2 separate regions of the Mus musculus genome follow, and region 1 is linked to region 2. Evidence: chromatin contacts called from ENCODE Hi-C or POLR2A ChIA-PET data. All regions are on one chromosome and are shown on one strand. Each heading gives the region's core, a stretch centred on a gene start or an enhancer-like site at or near the end of the contact. The rest is flanking DNA. Distances are from core to core; before and after follow the strand shown. Region 1 overlaps Mmp14 (matrix metallopeptidase 14 (membrane-inserted)). Region 2 holds the start of Oxa1l (oxidase assembly 1-like).

Region 1 (6,480 bases), core at 1,225-3,724, 84 kb before region 2:
AGTTCAGTGCCCAGCATATACATGGAGGCTCACAACTGTCTGGAACTCTAGTTTCAGAAAATCCCATGCCCTCTTCTGGCTACTGTGGGAACCAGGCCTGTATCTGGTGCATTTACATGCTGACAAAATACTCACACATATAAAATAAAACTAAACCTTACAAAGAAAGAAAGGCAAAGAAATAGTACAACATTCAGGGACATGGTATCTCTAATGGAGAGAATTTGGGGAGAATTTGGGGAGCACACAAGGGTCCTTTAAAGACACTGGCTCTATTTTCCTAAGTCATATAGTAGATACATTGCCTCTTTTCTACTAACTTGCAAGGAGCCTGTTTTTTTTGTTTGCCTCTTTGCTCCTTTGTTTTGGTTTCTCGAGACAGGGTTTCTCTCTGTTTAACCCCAACTGCTCTGCAGACCAGGCTCGCCTTGAAATTAGAGATCTGCCTGCCTCTGCCTCCAGAGTGCTGGGATCAAAGGTGTGCACCAGGACAGCTAGGCAAGGAGCCATTTTTTTTATTCCTCTTCTGTGGGCAGCCTGGCCTTGCTCCAACTGGACCCCCATTCTTCCCGGAGTTAGGGAAGTGCCCGGAATGGGAAATCCAGTGAATGAACAGGATATGAGCTGTGCTGAGGTACTTCCCAGGCCCATCTGGTACTTGAGTCAGTGAGCTACTTCAGGCCCTCAGTGGATGCCCTCCCGACAGCCATCACAGTACCGCCTCTACTGTCTGCTTGCTCTCCGGTCATTTTCTACCCAGGTGTCTGTTTTCGGACAGTGTCTCGTGTAACCTAAGCTGGCTCTCCTGTTTCCATCTTCTGAGTGCTAGGGTTAGGGTTATGGATGTATGTCACAACACCTGGTTTTATGGGGTGCTGGGATCAAACTCGGGTCTTGCACATGGTAGGCAAGTCCTCTATGGACTGAGGCATACCCCCAGCCACAGACCTGGGCCTTTGTGAAGCAGCTTATCTCTTTTATGCCCACAGAGGCCACAAAGACTGGAGATAAGTTGTTTAGGGGGACCTGGCCTCAGCAAGCATGCAGAGTAAGCTGCCCCCCCTGGGGATGTGATGACAGCCCTGGCTTAAGGAGTCTAACAGTCCTGCTGTGGAGCACCAGGACTAATGGCAAGGGAGCATCGAGGGGGCTGAGGAAAGCAGGCTCCGAAGGAACTAAGCCACTGGCACCACACCAGCATGGAAAGTATGTGTATGAGCTCATTGGGAAGCTGGGTCCTGTCCAGTCAGGCCTGCCTGCCTTCCAGACCCTGGCTGTTTAGCCCCAGCGCAGTCTGCCACTGGGTCTCTCCCAGACTGAGGGGAAAAGGCACTAAGGGGTAGGAGTAAGTATAGAAAACTGGTTTCCTAAAGGAGAAATAGACTAAGGTTTGAGGTGAGTACAGATCTGGTACAGGAACTGTAGGACAATTGTCTGAGCTAAGGCTGGAGTTTTCTGGGGACTTAATGGGAATAGTAGCCATTCCTCTGAAAGCTTTGATGCCTCCTATTCTTAAAGATTTGTTTATTTTATGTATATGAGTACACTGTAGCTGTCAGACACACCAGAAGAAGGCATCAGATCCCATTACAGATGGTTGTGAGCCACCATGTGGTTACTGGGAATTGAACTCAGGACCTCTGGAAGAACAGTCAGTGCTCTTAACCGCTGAGCCATCTCTCCAGCCCCTGGTGCCTCCTATTCTTATCAAGGTGTTCACCAACACCCCCTACTATTGTATGTAAGCACCTTTAGCCCCTCTGGTTTCTGAGTCCATGTGGCCTTTACCTTCCTTCCTTCTGAACACTTGCTTCTACCTCTGAGAAGCAAAGGGTGCAAACTGGCTGTCCTTTCTGAGGAACCTCTCCCATGCCCCATCCTCCCTACCCTGGTTGCCTTCATTGATCTGCTGCATGGTCCAACAAGCAAACACAGATATCCTGTCAGTTCCCCAAAGCATACTGGCTGCATGGAGCTACACTGGAAGAGATGCCCAAGGAACCTTGTCAGAATCTGCTTCCATAGAGCAACCACCCAAGTTTCTTTGGGGGGTCTTAGTTTTGCTTTGCTGTGCTGAGGATCACATTTAGTCCTGCTCATGTTAGGCAAATGTTCTCCCACAGAGCCACGTCCTTAGTCCCGATATGGGGCTAATTTGAACTAAGGAACTGGTTCCAACTGAGACCTTGCTCTGTATACTGAAGGCCTACAGCAAGGATACAGAGGTAGCTGGGAAGTCTGTTTAATGGGTAAAGGCATTGAGAATGGGCAGGGAAGGACCACCACGGCTAACCAAATTGTAATGTGTGGAGATGTCTCTCTGACATCTTCTCTTGCAGAGAGTGCAGTTCCTCTTAGGCTGTCCCTTCCCTGGCCTGCCTGGCTGGTAGCCCAAGAGGCTTTGGACCTGCTGCTATCAGGACCCCTGGAAAGGGAGAGTGCAGTAAAGAGAGGCCCCTCCCCCCACGGGGTGCGTTGGTGGGCAAACTGCTGCTCCTTCTTGGCCTTCTTTCCCACTCCAGTATCTTCTTAGCCCAGTGTCCTTGGGGCAGCCCAAACCTCCTCACATATTCCAACTGGCTCCTTCTGGCTGCCCCAACTCACAAGTACTGCTTTCGAATAAAGGAACTTGGAACCATAGAAACTGGGTCAGGCCCAGCAGACAAATCGGCCAGGCCAGGCCAGGCCAGTGAAAACAGTTGGTAGGTCCTTGGGAGCCAGAGGGCCCTCTGCCTCCTGTCATCCTATCCTGACACGGTGGCTCACTCAAGTGGGACCTTATGACCACGAAGGCACCCTCCAAGGTCCCGGGGTGGGGTGGGCAGGCTCAAGTACATCATCAGCACCAGACATGCGGCCTCCACCCCACAGTCCGGTCTGCGCAGAATCCATCCTCCAGCTCATCTCCCTTTGTCTCCAGTTCTGCATTCCCATTTCTCTCGTTGGCTTCAGAGAGCATCTTGTGATTCCAGAATCCCAGCCAAACAATTTCCTCGTGATGGGGAAACCGCACTCCTTTCCCGGGCTCCCCCTCCTCTTCCCTCCTGGGCTCTTCCACTGGCTCCAGCTGTGCTTTGCAGAATTCCCTCTGGATAACATCTGTAATTACCTCCAGATGTGGACCACAAAAACACAAAGGGGCCATTAGCTCATCTTTTACTTTTTTTTTTTTTGGTCACATGAACGGGCTTGATTCCCCCTAGATGCCCCTGACTTCCCCAGGGCCACCTCAGCTCCAAATCTTTTTGGTGAAGGTGGCGGTCGGTGGAGGCTGTTCCTAACTTCACTGAGACACACGGGGCCCTGGCAAACAGCTGTTGGCAGCAGAGGCACAGGTGATCAGGCACAGGGTCAGGGTTGTTGGCTGGCAGGAAGGTAGGGTACCCCATCTGCCAAAGTAACCATACCAAGGACCCTGCAGAGCAGCTGGATGGAAGAGGGCATGGGTGGAGCCAGGCTCTGGAAGGCAGGCTGTGGAGGACCTGGGCGGGAGCCCAGGGAAGACTGGGCTGAGGCAGGAAGGGAAGGCGGGAGAAGGGGGCTGCTCTCCTTCAGCTGAGCTGACTCAGCAGCTGGGCTGACCCCTCCCTTCAGGCTGGTTTTGGAGGAAGGGAGGGTCAACAGCCTAGGAACCCTGTCTAGGGCAGCAGTTTCTATGGAAAATGGAAACAAAGCCTTGTTATTTAACCCTTCCAACCTGAGGGTCCTGGATCTTCTGGGACAATGGAAGAACTCTGTTGTGCCAGGGAGAGGACACTCCTTGGAGCGCAGACCATGAAGAAAACTTTTTCTTTTTCGTCTCTAGACTCCTGATCCAACAGCAGGGTCTCAGGACTATAAGAACCACCACCTCTCTGCCCCCTACCGCACCCCTTACTGTGTAGCCCCAGCTAGTTTAGATCTTATTCATGTAGACCAGGCTAGCCTTGACCTCCTGCCTCCATAGAGTAAAGATGCCACCATGCCCAGCTTTAGCAGGACCTCCCTAGGAAGGGTCTCCTTAGGTCCTGGGGCCTGTCATTGAACTTCAGACTAATGTGACCATGGGAATACCCTTGCTGAAGGGACAGATTTATGCGGAAACTCAAATGTGGCGAGATCACACGGCAGAATAATGCAATTTAGGAAGATTTTCCAAATGGCCTCAGCTTGACCACTTCCTCTTATTCTGGCAGCCTTGATTCTCAAAGGTAGCCTTTTAAGGCTTTTGGGGGGAGAAATATGGGTTCTTCCAGTCACTCCTCTAACCTCCAGTGGGGTATGACTTGTTCCCCAACTGCAACTCTTAAGTTCTATCAATCTAAGAATAAATATTTATGACAAATACTAAAACCTGCATCATGGGAAATGCTGTTCTTAGTGTCTGCCCTCCCTAGCCCTGCTTGGCCACATCGCATCGTATCCACCCCTACACCCAGCTCGAGTCACACAAAGAATGTGAAACACAGTTTATTCTTCTTGGAAAGGTTGAACAAGGTCAAAAAATGTCCTTAGAGAGCACTGACCCAGCCCCGCCCTGCAGGTTTCTGGGGTCAGTCGCCTCAGCCCCCCTCCACCCCCCACCCCTCCCCATGCCCCTTGTTAACAAAAAGGAACGATTTGAATGGCATTCATATATAATAATTATAATAAAAATATACATTAAACAAAACAAAAAAAAAACCCAAACAAGACAGAAATTTAGCTGGGCTTCCAGCACCGTTCACCCCTATCCCCAACCCCCACCCAGACATTTCTCTCCTCTCCTCGCCTCTCCCTCCACAGGGTCTCACTCTCCCAAGTCCCCAGTACCATGACCGCCTTCAGTGGCTGAAGGAGACTTCAAATGGGTCAACTGGGCGGGGAAGAGGAAGGGCAGGACATAGGTAAAATGGGCTGAGGGGTGCCTGCATCAGGAAAGGGAGGCCACCCTAACCAACAGCACCCAGACACCTGCCTCACTAGGGCAGTGAGGAAGTCTAAGCAAGCCCAGGCTGCTGACAGCCTTCTCTGGTCTCCATTGAGTCCCTGTATGCATGTTCTTCTCACTCCTGTATCAATTCCTACCCTTGCCTTCTACACTGTGAGCAAGGGGACAGAAAGTGGCCAGTGTGGCTTCCCTTAAGGCCCTTTCTGAGACATCCAATAAGATGTGCCCACTCCTGGGGACTAGTGTCCCGTGTGTGCACTGCAGTCTGTGCAGACTCCCAGGCATACACTGCCACCACTACCCTTCGTGTCCTGCCCTCTCTGACTGCTCTCTTTGGGTCCCAGCCCCAGTGACTTGCATTTGAACAAGGTCTTTGTCTGCTTTGAGCTGTGAGGCTCATCCTTCAGGTCCTGCTGTCTCCCCTTGACCTCACTCCACCCGGGACCTTTCCCCCTGGTTTCAGCTCTTCCAGCCTTGAACTTGACATTCAAGGCTAACATTCAGGGGTCAGGGGTCGGGTTTGCCAAGGGTTTCCTCAAACCCATTTAGTCCTTAATGGCTCAGGCTCCTTTGGAAGTTCTCCAGACTGGGTTGGATAGAGGCAGATCTTTGTGGAGAGGAACTTGGCTGTCCAAGCCACCAGACTCTCTGTGAGCTTTTCTTTCTTTCTTTCTTTCTTTCTTTCTTTCTTTCTTTCTTTCTTTCTTTCTTTCTTTCTTTCTTTCTTTCTTTCTTTCTTTCTTTCTTTCTTTCTTTCTTTCTCTTTCTTATCAAAGTCTTTAGGGTAAACTGAACAATCTTTCCACCTCCAAACGTACACTCTTAAGATTCCTTTTAGTCAGAGTGGCGGGAGGCAGCCAACTAGGTACACTTGGTACATATAGGGCTCATATGCCCAGAGCCTCCTGAGGTCAGAGTTCAGAGATTTAAGGTATGTAGTTAGGGGGATGGAAAAGAAGCAGATGGCCCCATTTGGCCGTTGCCTATAAGGTCAGAGGGTCTTGCCTTCAAGTGCAGAGCCTTGACAACATTCAACTAGGGCTGAACACACACCGAGCTGTGAGATTCCCTTGAGGGCCAGAGGCCAACCGTCTTCTGCTCAGCCCTCAAGGGACCCACTTATGGATGAAGCAATGCTGGGGTGAGGGTGGGAGAGGCCAATTAGGGACTGAGAAGGGAGGCTGGAGGGAGGGAGCCCAGGACGGGTGAGAGCAGCCCACCTGCTACCACCTGTAGCCACTGGCCTTCAGAGGCAAAGTCCTTGTGGTAGAAGCGGGTGGGCCAGTGGTGGGGGTCAGACCTTGTCCAGCAGCGAACGCTGGCAGTAAAGCAGTCGCTTGGGCGTCCCATGGCGTCTGAAGAAGAAGACAGCGAGGCCCACTGCCAGTACCAGGAGCAGCAGTAGTACCGGCAGGACCACGGCGGCCGCACTCACAGCTCCACTGCCCTCCTCATCCACCTCAATGATGATCACCTCCGTCTCCTCCTCAGTCCCCTCATCGGGCCGGCCCCCCGAAGGGCAGCCCATCCAGTCCCGCAGAGCTGACTTGGGATACCCTGGCTCTACCTTC
Region 2 (6,859 bases), core at 1,154-3,653:
CAAAGTTGAGGATCCCTTATGCTAACAGTCCTGGGCTCTATTTTCTTGCTTTGACTTCTTGATCTTCAATGATGGCCAATGGTGTCCATACAACCCTGCCTTCAAAGGACAATATTTTTTGCCTCTAGCAGGATAACTTAAGAGAGTGTCTCATGGCTTCCCTTCAGGCAGGGAACTTGCTTCCCACATCACGGTTCCCAGACTTCAGTCATCTGAGTGAGCATCATGGTCATTGCCCTTCCCATATTCCAAATCAACAGTACTTGGAATCCTTTTGTTCTGTGCTAGAAATTGAACTCAGGGCCTCACACACATCTGGCAAGAACACAGACCACTGACTGAGCTGGCCCTCAGCCCAAAATTCTCTTTAATTCAATTTTTTTTCCCAATCTTTCTTTCTTTCTTCCTTCCTTCCTTCTTTTTTTTTTTTTTTAAATGGTAGTGGGTGGGTGGGAAGGTTAGTTTTGGAGGCAGGATCTTGATTGCTCTGTAGTTCAGGTTGGCCTTGTACATGCTAACCAAGAGCTCTGTTACTGACTACATCCCAAGACATGGCTCAGGGGCTAAGAGCTCCAGCAGAGGATCCATTTTCCGTCGTTAGCACCCTTGTAGAGCAGCATACAGCCACTGGTAACTCCAGCCTCAGGCTCTCTAATGGGCACTCATGTACACATGCACACCGTCACACACACACACACACTCATAACACAATATGATAAATCTCTCTGAGAAAAATCCTACACAGGCTTCTAAGAAACAGTATTCAAAGAATCACACAGATCACAAACACACAAACTCACAATCACATTTCACTTTATTGGCTTACCACCACTCCTCTGGTAGTGTCTTGAATATAATACAAAATTTAATTAATTAGTTAAATTTATTTATTTATTTATTTATTTTGGTTTTTCGAGACAGGGTTTCTCTGCATAGCCCTGGCTGTCCTGGAACTCACTTTTTAGACCAGGCTGGCCTCGAACTCAGAAATCTGCCTGCTTCTGCCTCCTAAATGCTGGGATTAAAGGCGTGCGCCACCATGCCAGGCAAATTTAATTTTTTTGTTGTTTTGTTTTTTGTTTTTAGAGACAGGGTTTCTCTGTGTAGCCCTGGCTGTCCTGGAACTCACTTTGTAGACCAGGCTGGCCTCGAACTCAGAAATCCACCTGCCTCTGCCTCTCAAGTGCTGGGACTAAAGGCGTGCGCCACCAACCGCCAGGCTTAATTTTTTTTTATCTTGTGTGTGTGATGTATGTAGGCATGCATGCCACAGCATGTGTGGAAGTCAGAGATGAACTTTGTGTGGCGCCTTCTTCCTTCATTATTTATTTATTTATTTTTTTTCATTTTTGAGACAAGGTCACACTACACAGCTCTATGTTGACCAGGCTGGTTTTGAATTCAGAGATCTATCCATCTCTGCCTCCCAAGTGCTGGGGTTACTAGGATTGTGCCACAACCTGCTCCACCTTTACTTGGGTTCCAGGGTTGGCACTCGGTTTACCAGGGTTGCAATAGCAAGAGCTTTTGTACAGCAGGGTCATTTTGCCTGCCCTACAAATTTCTCAGCACTTTTAGGCATTTCCTCACTGAGTTGCCTGAGATGAGAATCTACTTCTACTCCAAACAGGTTAATATTAGGAGGAACTTAGGAGGAGTGTGAGAACTCTGCTACACATTCACTGTCTCCCGCAAAACAAAACAAACAAAACAACACAGAACCAAAAGAAAGGGGCCAAGAAGTCGTGCTCCTTTCCTCAGCGGGAACCTCTTACCTGGGCTTCTGCAAAGAGGGTGGCAGATGTACTGATGCAGCGAGGAGTGAAGACGGCGAGAAGAGCACAGGGTGGCCGCCCGTTACCCCGGCGGGCTGCGAGGAGCTCGGCGGCCAGCGGTCTCAGGGACACTGCGACGCTATGGTACTGACCATGTGAAAGGAAGGGAAGGCCTTGAGTCCCAGCCGACCCGCCTCTCCCGCAGACAGCCTGCGGTTGCAGCAGTGGGGCGCTGCAACTCTGCTCGCACAGACTACAGGCCCCGAAGCCATGCACTGGAGCGTGCAGGGTGCAGCTCCGGTTAGGGTCTCCCGCATCCTGTTACCGAAGCCCGGGGACGGGGCCCAGAGGTCACGGCTCAGGGTCGCAGGCAGTTTCCAAACAGCTACAGAGAAACCAGGCCACCAACCCCGGGACGTAACCCGGTGGTGCCCTCACGCGACCGGAGGTCATGACTCGCAGGTCGCAGTGACCAGGTCAGCATCTGCTCGTGACCTCAGCTCAGGTGACAAGGACAAGGCAGCATCCCCGCGCTTTGGACGGAACCTTACCGAACGCTGGGGTCGTAGGAGTCGCAGAAGCTGCCAGCGACCGCACACTAAATTCCTCGCCATCTTGCCGGGAAGAGGGAACTTACTCTCGCGCACGCGCACTCAGAACTTTGACGCTGCGGGGGAGGCCATTTTGGAAATGGGCAGGCAGTCAGACCTGACGTCACAGATCAGGTAGTGAGGGAGAATGAAGACAGGCGATGGTATTTGAAGTGGTTTAAAAAAGTCAAGATTCCGCAGAGATTGAAACTAAGAGACAGAGGCAGGCGGATTTCTGAGTTCGAGGCCAGCTTGGTCTACAAAGTGAGTTCCAGGACAACAGCCAGGACTATACAGAGAAACCCTGTCTCGAAAATCAAAAAAAAAAAAAAAAAAAAAAAAAAAAAAGAAAAGAAACTAAGAGACAGGATGCGCTGTTAAGTGGCAGTGTAAACATAGCATATTTCCTGTTTTCCCTTCCATTTCCCAAACTGTAATTGTTCCCTGGGTTAAAATAATTCTTGGATTAAAAATGGCCTTTACTCTTGGAATAGTGCCTCAAATCTATAATCCCAGCATTTGGGAGGCGGAGGCAGGAGGATTGCCTAAAATTCGAGGTGAATCTTGGTTACCTATTGTGTTTAAGGCTAGCCAGGACTGCAGAGAGACCCTGCCTGTCACAAGAAGATAATGAATAAACAAAATCTCAAACTAGAATTAACCCCACAAACAGGCAAACCAGAAAGGCGAAAACAATAGCTTTTACATCTGTGCTTGGCGTGGGTTTTTTCTTACTGCAAGGTAATATTGTAATTACAGATCCAATGAAATTTGAAAGTAGCCTGGAATCTGACAAAGCTATAGGGAAGGCAGTTTCCGGGAAATAACCGAGGAAACTAAAGATGAAAGTTGAACTTGATGTCTTGGATCTGTTGTCTCAAGATTGTTACTATCTATTTGTAGATTTTGTTGTGTATTTTTTGAAACTAAAAGCTTCCCTAAAGCATAAATTGAAATAAGGTGGGTATGGTGCTGCACGCCTGTGATCCCAGCACTGAAGAGGAAGCTGACTCAGGTAAGTGGTGAGTTCAAGGCCAGCCAGGGTTAAAAATGGAGACCTTATCTTAAAAAAAAAAAGTAATGTGAAAAATAAATTACTGCTCAGGAAGGAGGGGGTTGATCACATATACTTCTTCATATGCTACTAGATACTTTGGAGGAATAAAAACTTATTTATTTCATAGATGTCGTGTGTTGTATGAGTGTACATTCTCGGAGGCCAGAAGAGGGATGGAGTTAGAGGTGTTTGTTGCATAAGTGTTGGGATCTGAACTCTGGTATTCACCATGGTGCAGCAAATAGTCTTAACCGCTGAGCCATATCCAACCCCGAAATTTGCGACTTTTATTTTGGAGAGAGAGAGAGAGAGAGAGAGAGAGAGAGAGAGAGAGAGAGAGTGTGTGTGTGTGTGTGTGTGTGTGCGTGCACATATTCTTATGTATGTACATAGCAGCTCACAACCACATACACCTCCAGTTCCAAGAGTTCTGACACCTTTGTCTGTCTCTATGGATACTAGGCAAGTGTGTGGTACAAATACATATAAGCAAGCACAACACTCATATATGCATGCCTAAATGTCTGTCTGTCTATCTATCTATCTATCTATCTATCTATCTATCTATCTATCTATCTATCTATCTATCATCTATTGTCAGATGTGGTGGGAACAGGCCTTTAATATCAGCATTCAAAAGGCAGAGACAGATGTCTTTCTGTGAGTTTGAGACCAGCCTGGTCTACACAGTGAGTTCTAGGACAGCAAGGACTGCATAAAGAAAGTCTGTCTCAACAAACAAGCAAAGCAAAAATCAAACAAAAATCTTGGAAAATTTTATCTTTTTTGTTTAGGCAAAATTAAATATTACTTTAAGGAAGACAATACACGCTAACAATTTCAACAATGTAATAGTCACATTATTTAATATCTGATAAAATTTAATAAGCATGATGTTCAATAAAAAATGAACAGAGCTAAAAAAAAAAAATCAGGGCTGGAGAGATGGTTCAGTTAACCTGAGTGTGATTCCTCACACTCATACAGTGGGCTCAAAACAGTCTCTATTTCCAAATCCAAGAGATTTGATGCTCTCTGCTAGTTCATCGGGTATCAGGCACTCCACATAGTGCACAGACATACATGAGGGCAAACACTCATACACATAAAATAAAAATAAATGATTTTTAAAAATATGAAATATCAGCCAGGTAGTGGTGACATACACCTTCAATCCCAGCACTACAGAGGCAGAGGCAGGAAGATCTCTGTGAGTTCAAGGCCAGCCTGGTATACAGAGTGAGTTCCAGGACAGTCAAGGTTACACAGAGAAACTCTGTCTGGAAAAACAAAAACAAAACAAAATGGGGAAAAAATCTGAAATATTAGTAGGAGCAGAGAAAAGTAAAACAAGCCACCCAGAAACAACAGAACACAGTTTACCCAGAAACAACAGAAAACAAGCCACCCAGAAACAACAGAACACAAGCCACCCAGAAACAACAGAACACAAGCCACCCAGAAACAACAGAACACAAGCCACCCAGAAACAACAGAGATGATGAATTAGCAGAAAAGAATGCTGCAGTGCCAGGTGTCAGGGTTTAAAGGTTGGGGAAAAAAATAAAGAAAGAAAGAAACTATGAGAGCCAGAAACAAAATCCGAGAGACTTAGATTGAAGACACAGGGGATGCAGCTCAGAGGGTAAAGTGTTTGCCTAGAATGCACAAAGCCTTGGGTTTGATCCCCCACACCAAATACACTGGACATGGGGGCACATACTTGTATTCCCGTGACCTGGAGGTAGAGGCAGGTAGATCAAAAGTTCAAGGTCATCCTTGACTGTAGAGTAAGTTTGAGCCAGCCTGGGCTATATGATGAAATGGTGTCTCAGAAAAAAAGGAAGAAAGCAAACAGAATATTTGAAAACAAATGATTCATTCTCTGAGTCAACTCACATCATATTAGACTGTAAAAGAAAATAACAATGAATTCGAGGATGATAAAAGAGACCATTTAAACTAAGGTGCAGGGGGAATAAAGGCTAAAAATACTTGTGAGATAATATCTAACGGTCTAGTATACATGTAATTGGAGTTTAGGAATGAGATGCAGGGGAGAATGTAAAAACTGGTGGCTTAAAATTTTCAAGATGATGAAGATAATAAATGTATGGATCCAATCAAATATCCCTTCTTGGCCTTTGGCTAAGATCACATGTAGATCCAAGTGACCTCAAGTAGGATCTTGAAAATACAGGAGACCATAGCATGACTGCATTAACTGTCTGTCACCTTGATAAGAAATTCAACTTAGAAGGAGAAAAGGTGGCTCACCATTTCTGGGCTTTTGGGTTACAGTTGTTTGGCTTTATTGCTTTGGCCTATGGTGACATATTACTTTGTGGCAAGGGCTCATGGCAGAAGAGTCTTGTTCACCTGATGGTGGGTGGGAAGCAAAGAGACAGGAAATGGACAGAGTCCCAACCTTCTAAAAATTACACTATTAATGACTTAACTTCTGTTGCTGGATCTTACCTCTAAGAGCTCCAAATAGCGCCAGCCTCCAACATTGATCCTTTGGGGAACACTCAGGGTTCAAACCATGGCAATGGTCAAAAATGAAACCATTTGTGATATGTTGTAGCCTAGGTTGACCTTGAATTTATGGTCCTCCTGTCTCGACTTTCTGAGTGCTAGGCTTACAGGTACATGTCATTGCATCTGGCAAATTACTTCTTATAAGAATGCAAGTCAGATTGGATTAGGGCTCTCCCTAAAACAACCAAATACACAACCCCATCCCACCCCCACTCTCCCAAAGAAAGAAAAACCTTATTTTAATTTAGCCAGATCTTTAAAGACCTTAGATTTAGGGCTAGAAATATGGTTAGCGGTTTAGTATTACTTTTGCAGCAGACCTGAGTTCAGTCTCCAGGACACACTCAGATAGTACACAACCTCGTGCAACTCCAGTTCCAGGGTGAACACTGAACACATGTGCTCATGTACCACACCACATTGTAGCCATCCAGGCTTTTTCTATGCCTGCTCCAGTTCCTGAATAATGACATGGAGGCTTATGTTTATTGATGAATGTTAGACCTTAAGCTAGGCTTGCTTCCCAACTTGCTCTTAACTTATGTATACTACTCTATGTCTGCAACGTGGCTCAGTTTCATATGGCCAACTTCCTCTGAGTCCAGGTGGTGACTTTCCTATGCCTCTCTCCTCAGAGTTCCGTTCTCTCTCCTGGATGAACCACCTTACTATGGTGCCTTTTTAGTCAATCCAAAGGTGCCTTAAACAGGCAAGGAAGGACAGAGACACATTTTCACACAGTGTACAAAAACATCACTCCAATACCACATACATAAATTAAAAATGAAAAAAAAATCACAGTAAAAAAACCTTATTTCCAAATATAACCATATTTGGAGGTACCAGGTTAAGACTTCAATATGTGATTTTTGGAGGAGACACAATTCAATTTCTCC

The links. A loop is a pair of places that touch in the nucleus more often than their neighbours do. ChIA-PET counts read pairs that join two places held with the same protein, here RNA polymerase II (POLR2A).
Region 1: a map of heart shows a loop between it and region 2 (2.2-fold over the local background). The contact joins the enhancer-like site here to the promoter of Oxa1l in region 2. A Hi-C loop is called at or near these places in 6 of 37 maps with a recorded cell type or tissue (T-helper 17 cell and heart). POLR2A ChIA-PET finds 5 or more read pairs at or near these places in 2 of 5 experiments (Patski and embryonic stem cell).

The regions. Positions count from the first base shown.
Region 1 is chr14:54,440,396-54,446,875 of GRCm38, reverse strand. Mmp14 (matrix metallopeptidase 14 (membrane-inserted)) reads right to left here. Exons shown (of 10, transcript NM_008608.4): 10 at 4,420-6,480. The coding sequence ends at 6,204. Among named protein-coding and RNA genes, the nearest start is that of Gm24424, 6.4 kb to the left of the region's middle. Within about 2 kb of position 2,474, at least 2 of the 3 ENCODE cell types and tissues checked have a DNase peak (open chromatin) inside an H3K27ac peak, as active enhancers do; they include heart, where a contact is called at or near this core.
Region 2 is chr14:54,356,385-54,363,243 of GRCm38, reverse strand. It overlaps Oxa1l (oxidase assembly 1-like), which reads right to left and starts at 2,403. Exons shown (of 10, transcript NM_026936.3): 1 at 2,327-2,403; 2 at 1,776-1,922. The coding sequence starts at 2,389.